Regions from separate parts of the Homo sapiens genome. Here region 2 is linked to region 1. Evidence: chromatin contacts called from ENCODE Hi-C data. All regions are on one chromosome and are shown on one strand. Each heading gives the region's core, a stretch centred on a gene start or an enhancer-like site at or near the end of the contact. The rest is flanking DNA. Distances are from core to core; before and after follow the strand shown. Region 1 holds the start of DNAJC27 (DnaJ heat shock protein family (Hsp40) member C27). Region 2 holds the start of GTF3C2 (general transcription factor IIIC subunit 2).

Region 1 (3,292 bases), core at 434-2,933:
AAATTATCTGCGTATACCGGTGGGTGCCTGTAATCCCAGCTACTCGGGTGGCTGAGGCAGGTGAATTGCTTGAACCCGGGACACAGGGGTTGCAGTGAGCAGAGATTGTGCCACTGCACTCTAGCCTGGGCAACAAGAGGGAAACTCTGTCTCAAAAACAAAAACAAAAACAAAAAAAACCCCATCAATATGAAAAAAATAGTAATCAATTTAAATCTGTGGCATGTTTTACTGCTTAGTCTCAACAGCACCATACTTAATCAATCATAACAGCTGAAGATTTGACATTTTATAATTATTCTTCCACAATACCAGTTACCCTATTACAGGGCCAAAGGTGAACTGTCGAAGAAATTACATGTTTAGTAATTTGATTTATTAAATCATACTGAGAAGTTAGCATGTGGATTCTTTTAAGCTTTAAAACTATCCAAATTCTAACCAGGACTTATATTTCATATTTGTAAATAATTTTAGAAGCTTCAGTGAATTAAGTTATATTATTTGATTATCAAAACAATCCAGAATAAACTTGTCTTAAAAAAAACTTAATGTTTAAAAAACACATTTTAAAATTAAAATGTGGAAAATCTGACTTTACTGTGAAATGTTGAGCCTTTGCTCATTGCCTTCCTGTAATGCACTTCCCTTAAGATGTTTAAAGTTAGGTGAGAAAAGAAGCAATGCTACTTTTGTCTTTGTAATATACAGGGAAATTGGCAGCCATTTTTTTTCAGGGCACTATAAATAATCATTGTCAAGTTCTATTTATCTTCTGTAACTGAAGATATTCACTGAAAAAAAATTACCGTTCCTGTCAGACTGACTTTTATTCAAGCACTGTCACATTGTCAGCTAAAGGGAAGGGGAGAGCAGACGTCGAGGTCACGTTCGAAGCGAACAGCGGGGAGCTGAGGAAACTGACGTCCACAGCTCCAGCCTGGCTTAGCGTTAACACCTGCAGTAGACCAAGCCTTTCTCCCACAGAGGAGTCAACAAATCCATCAGAGATCTGTAATAGGAGGGCCAAGACTAAACACTCTTGCCTTGACTCCAAATAGACAACTCCATTTAAAATAAAAAACAATAGGAACCAGATTCAGAATCGCTTCACGCCTTGCCCAAGGCCCTCTTCCAGAACCAGGGTTCCGACCTCCCCACTTTCCTGGCTTTGGGGTCTGCCTCTCGGGGATCTCGAGCAAGGGGAACAAAATATTGGAGGGGGAAGAGGAGCAGCAGCCCGGCCCATGGAACCGAAAAAGAATCCAGAAAAAAAAAAAAACACTCCCAAACGGACGAGACACTACCAGACCCGCCCTGAAGAGCCAATACATTTCCACCACTCGGCTGCGAAAGCAACAAACGCCTCCCGTCCGGGCGTCCCTGAAAACAAGGACGCGCTCACCTCGAAGGGTAAACCCAGCCGCCCCCCAACGCCGCCTTCCCGTCAGGGGACGAGGCCTTAGAAACTCGGTAACTGCAGTCGCGTCTCCAGGGCCTGCAGATGACGTCAGCAGCCCCGCGCTAGCATCGCGAGACTCCCGTCTCCCTCCCCCGGCTCCCCACGCTCCCAACCGCCCGCGCCTGCTGCCAGGCAGCGGCGGGGATGGCGAGCAGCGGAGGCGAGGCGGTGACGAGAGCAGCGGCTCCGCCATTGGACGAGGAGGCCTGAGGGACGGGCCAGCGGTGCACAAGAAGAGACCGAGGCGGGTGGCCCCGAGAGAGCCAGGGCCATGGAGGCCAACATGCCGAAGCGGAAGGAGCCCGGCAGGTCTCTCCGCATCAAAGTCATCTCCATGGGCAACGCCGAAGTGGGGAAAGTGAGTACAGCGAGCCGGGAGGGGCGGGCCCCAGCGTGGCGGGGCGACGTGTCCATTGGCTGGAAGGGCGGCCACTCAACAGCCTGGGGCCCGGCCTCCTCTCCGCCCCCGAGCAGGCCCGGGTCTCAGCCGAGGGGTGCGGCTCCGCGAACGAAACTCCCCGACCTTTTTGACCTTTCCGTTGCCCCCTCGTCCTCCGACGTCACTCTTCCGGAGATGGTGTCTGGGGTGGCCTCTAAGCCTTGAATGTACCCCCAAAAGAGTAAGAAGGCCTGGGTCCCCATGAGGGGCCGTCGGCCTAGATACCTTGCCCGCGTTCTAGGGGGCCGTCCGGGACCGGGAGATGGAGGATGAAAGTTTAGTTCCCCCAGCCGGGCCTGGGAGCCGGCGGAACGTTATGGGGTGCGTGTGAGAATTTGGGGTTCGCGAAATGGTGCCCGGCAGCCCAGATTCTGCATTCCCGTCACGAGAGAGCGTAACTGACGTTGACGTGTTTCACAGGGGAGGTGCAAGGGATGGCCGGGGTCCGCGCTGTTTTGTTTTGCGTTGTGTTTTATTTTTGGTGGTGTCCCCATATCTGTTAGTTCCACCGCCCTTCTCTCTGCCCCATCTGTGGTTCATCAGCTATAAACTCTCCTTTAGTACGTGGGGAGGGAAGGCCAGAGGTAACCTGAGGCCTTTTCCCTTATGAATTCCAAGACGGCCTCCTCTTCACTCAAATTCTTTCCTTTTGGGCAAGTGGAATCTGTTGGTTAAGAACTTCCCAAGGTCATCAAATCAGTGACCGAGGAAAGATTAGAACCTAAGTCTTCACATTCCCACTGCGGTGCTCTTTCCGTCGTTGTATGCGTTCAAAATCAACTCCGAAAGAGCTGTTAAGGCAGTGCCTAGTCCAGTGCCTGGCACCCAGGAGATGCTCAGTAAATGTTTACTTAGTGTTTTTTATTTCTGTGTAGCATGATCCCGTACTACTTTTGTGTGTATGTGCTAGCATAGTATTCACTGAAAGTCAACATTTTTTTGAACGTCAGCTGTGTACGAGGTGTTTTTTTTTTTCTAGGGACTGGGCACGCTAGCTCAGGCCTGTAATACATCAGCACTTTGGGAGGACGAGGCGGGCGGATCACTTGAGGTCAGGAGTTCAAGACCAGCATAGTGAAATCCTGTCTCTACTAAAAATGCAAAATTAGCCAGGCATGGTGGTGCACGCCTTTAATCCCAGCTACTTGGGAGGCCGAGGCGGGAGAATCGCTTAAGCCGGGGAGGCAGAGGCTGCAGTGAGCCGAGATCACGCCATTGCACTCCAGCCTGGGCGGCAGAGTGAGACGCCGTCTCAAAAAAAAAAAAAAAAAAAAAAGTAATTTTACTGTGCCTAATGATACAACATTAGAAGCAGCTCAGAATGCCCAGTGTCACCACATCTACTTAACATTTTTCTAGTTTTATTAGCCAGTGCAATTAGACAAGAGTAA
Region 2 (3,292 bases), core at 567-3,066, 2.4 Mb before region 1:
CAACAGGGTTGCTTTATGCTTTAGAAAGATAACCGGGCCAGGCATGGCAACTCACACCTGTAATCCCAGCACTTTGGGAGGCATAGGCAGGAGGATCGCTTGCGCTCAGTAGTGTGAGACCTGCCTGGGCAATATAGCAAGACCTCATCTCTATTAAACAACAACAACAAAAAAACCTGGAAGTGGTGGTATACACCTGCCACACACCCCAACTATTCAGGAGGCTGAGGTGGCAGGTTGAGGCTGCAGTGAGCCGTGATTGCACCACTGTCCTCCAGCCTGGGTGACAGAGCAAGACCCTGTCTCAAAACAAACAAACAAACAAACAAACACCTAGTAGAAATTAGAGGCAGAGAAGTAGATCAGTGAAAAGATTGGTTATAAATCAAAATTACAAATGCACCTAAAACTTTGGTTCACAATTCCACTTCTAGAAATTATCCTACCCATATAGTTACACATTTGAAGTAATTTAGATGCAAGGTTACTTATAGCAGTGTGATTTATAATAGCAAGGGACCATTGTTTATAACAGCAAAACCATGTAAATATGCATCAATATCAACAAGGCACTAGTTATACCACATCCACCCAATTAAATGCTAACTAGTTATAGCACAGAATGAGAAAGGTTTTTGTGTACAGAAATGGAATAATGGCCAAACTCAGTGACTTACACCTGTGATCGCAGCACTATGGGAGGCTGAGGCAAGAGGATCACTTCAGGTCAGGTGTTCAAGACCAGCCTGGTCAACATAACGAGACCCCATCTCTAGAAAAAATTAAAAAATTAGGCCGGGCGCGGTGGCTCATGCCTGTAATCCCAGCACTTTGGGAGGCTGAGGCAGGCGTATCACAAGGTCAGGAGTTCGAGACCAGCCTGGCCAACATAGTGAAACCCCTTCTCTACTAAAAAGACAAAAATTATCCGGGCTTGGTGGCGGGCGCCTGTAATCTCAGCTACTCGGGAGGCTGAGGCAGGACAATTGCTTGAACCCGGGAGGCGGAGTTTGCAGTGAGCCGAGATCGCGCCACTGCACTCCAGCCTGGGGACAGAGCAAGACTCCATCTCAGGAAAAAATAAAAATAAAAATAAAAACGGGGTCTCACTATGTTGCCCAGGCTGGTATCGAATTCCTGGGCTCAAGTGATCCTCCCCCGCCTTGGCCTCCCAAAGTGCTGGGATTACAGACAGGAGCTACCATACCCAGCCAAAGTCATGCTTTTCTACTCCTACTCCTTCCCTTCCTTGTCCTCTTTCCAAGCTCTCTCGGGCCCATCCCTGACTTCACTACTGGCAGAATCCTCCAGCGGCCGGCGGCGAGGACTTCTTTGTCTCCCAGACTCCGCCTTGGGCTCGGACGCCGCCAGGGTTGCAGGTACAGACTCTCTGGTCTAGCTGGCTCTTCCGGCCACAGGCGCGGCAGTCCGGCCGGAAAGGCCGGATTCAGGGATCCAGAGCGCGAGCCCGGCCTGGGAGTCCGCCTACTCCCGGCTCCCGTCGAGGCCGCGTGGGATCCCGTTGGCCGCGCAGGCGTCGATCTCCCCTTTTTGACACTGCAACTCCCATGAGGCCCTGCAGCGTCCCTGGCGCCGCTGAAGACGCCCTGGAACTCGGCTGGCTTCGGAGGGCTCGGTGACTCTGGCCGCGCTGCATTATGGAATACAGAGTCTAAGAGAAAACTAGCCCGGCACCGACTCCGGACCAAGCACACGTGTTTACCTTGTGCACTGGGGTGGGGGCGTCAGTGAAGAGCAGCTAACAAGATTTCGTCATAAGACCGCGACCAGACAGGCGGCGCCATCTTCGAACTTAGACTTCCGGAAGGACTTTGGCGAGGGTGAGTGTATCGCCGCAGCGGGTGTGTGGGGGGCCCCACAATTACTCCTCCCCCTTCTTTTGCCATAGCACTAAGATATTGGGAACAAACTCCTGGCTCCGCTCTTCTCCCAGCCACAGCAGCGCGCCTTTCAGCGTCTGCGCTCCTACAGAGCACCATCATGCTCCGCACCTTCCCTACTGTGGCCACCGTGCACCCCCCATCTCTGCAAGCCTCGGGTCTTGCCCTCCTCCCCCACGCGGTGTCGGTAACGCGGAAGCCTGTGTCCGGGCGTAGGCGCTGCATACGTAGCGTCCCTCGAACTCGGCGAACCTACAGTAGTCCTTGTTAGAAAAACCAGGGCTCCTCTCCCGCACAGGCTAGGGGAGAAATCTACCTTCACGCCCAGGACTGAAGAAGGGCAGGTGATGGCCCCTAGAGTGGTTGTGGGTCAATCTCTTTCAGCTGTGTCCCAGCCTCTTCCTCGAGGAGGCTCTTTAACCCCGAGGGTTGTGCCCCGCGCGCTGCAACGCCATTGGCGTAACCAAGGGCCAGTTGTGTTTCCCTGTCTAGTCCTTTTGTCCCGTGGCAAGTTGGCTGCCTGTTGGGGAAGTCAGAGGTGGCGACTTCAACTCCGTCGGAGGCAACTCACTTTGTTGGAGGGATGTATAGGGTATGGACAAACCTCTTTGTTCCAGAGGCATATACAATTTTAAGTCAATCCCGTGCCATCACTATTTTTGCAATCTCTTATCAATTGTACTATTGTTTTCTGAATAGTTCTCTTTAAATTGACTTACTTAAAAAGTTTAAATGCATTAGTCTCGACCTAAGCAATATAAATGAAACCGTGGGTTTCATGGGCTACTTATAATTGTTTATGTAAGTTGAAATAAAAGCACTAGTCATTAAAATGTTCGTTTTCGTACCATTAAAATCATCTTGCATACCGCCAGTTGTACCCTAGGAACACTTTAGGAAACAATATATTAAGCTAAGCAGTGTATTCAAAGTAATTTCATACTTAAGGTGCAGTGTTGTGTCATTATTTTTTCTTGGCTGGGGAGGTCAAGCTGGCATCCTGGAGCAGCATGGGAACCAGACAGATTGGGGTGCAATGGAAGGTTTTAGAAACTCAGTACGAATTTACTGATCATCTATTCCTTTACTGTGTATCCAGAATTTGTACCATTACATCCTGCTGCTGCCTTCCATGAGAAGTGTATTTTTTTTTTTTTTGATACGGAGTTTTGTTCTTGTTGCCCAGGCTGGAGTGCAGTGGCGTGATCTCGGCTCACTGCAACCTCCGCCTCCCGGGTTCAAGCGATTCTCCTGCCTCAGCCTCCTGAGTAGCTGGAATTACAGGCGCGTGCCACCATGCCCGGCTACTTTTGTATTTTTAGTAGAGACGGGGTTTTACCATGTTGGTCAGGCTGGTCTCGAACTTGTGACCTCGTTATCCGCCCACCTCG

What was found. A loop is a pair of places that touch in the nucleus more often than their neighbours do. Pooled maps may share reads with other maps.
Region 2: a pooled map shows a loop between it and region 1 (16-fold over the local background). The contact joins the promoter of GTF3C2 here to the promoter of DNAJC27 in region 1. A Hi-C loop is called at or near these places in 7 of 50 pooled maps.

The regions. Positions count from the first base shown.
Region 1 is chr2:24,970,346-24,973,637 of GRCh38, reverse strand. DNAJC27 (DnaJ heat shock protein family (Hsp40) member C27) reads left to right here and starts at 1,683. Exons shown (of 7, transcript NM_016544.3): 1 at 1,683-1,820. The coding sequence starts at 1,734. It overlaps DNAJC27-AS1 (DNAJC27 antisense RNA 1), which reads right to left and starts at 1,526. Exons shown (of 3, transcript NR_034113.1): 1 at 1,406-1,526. RefSeq lists enhancers at 634-1,151, 1,363-1,442, 1,152-1,670, 1,653-1,762, 2,023-2,132 and 2 more and a silencer at 1,893-1,972.
Region 2 is chr2:27,355,288-27,358,579 of GRCh38, reverse strand. It overlaps GTF3C2 (general transcription factor IIIC subunit 2), which reads left to right and starts at 1,816. Exons shown (of 19, transcript NM_001035521.3): 1 at 1,816-1,841. GTF3C2-AS2 (GTF3C2 antisense RNA 2) reads right to left here and starts at 1,815. Exons shown (of 4, transcript NR_183827.1): 1 at 1,724-1,815; 2 at 678-772. RefSeq lists enhancers at 1,486-1,615, 1,195-1,808, 1,626-1,965, 2,016-2,295, 1,809-2,422.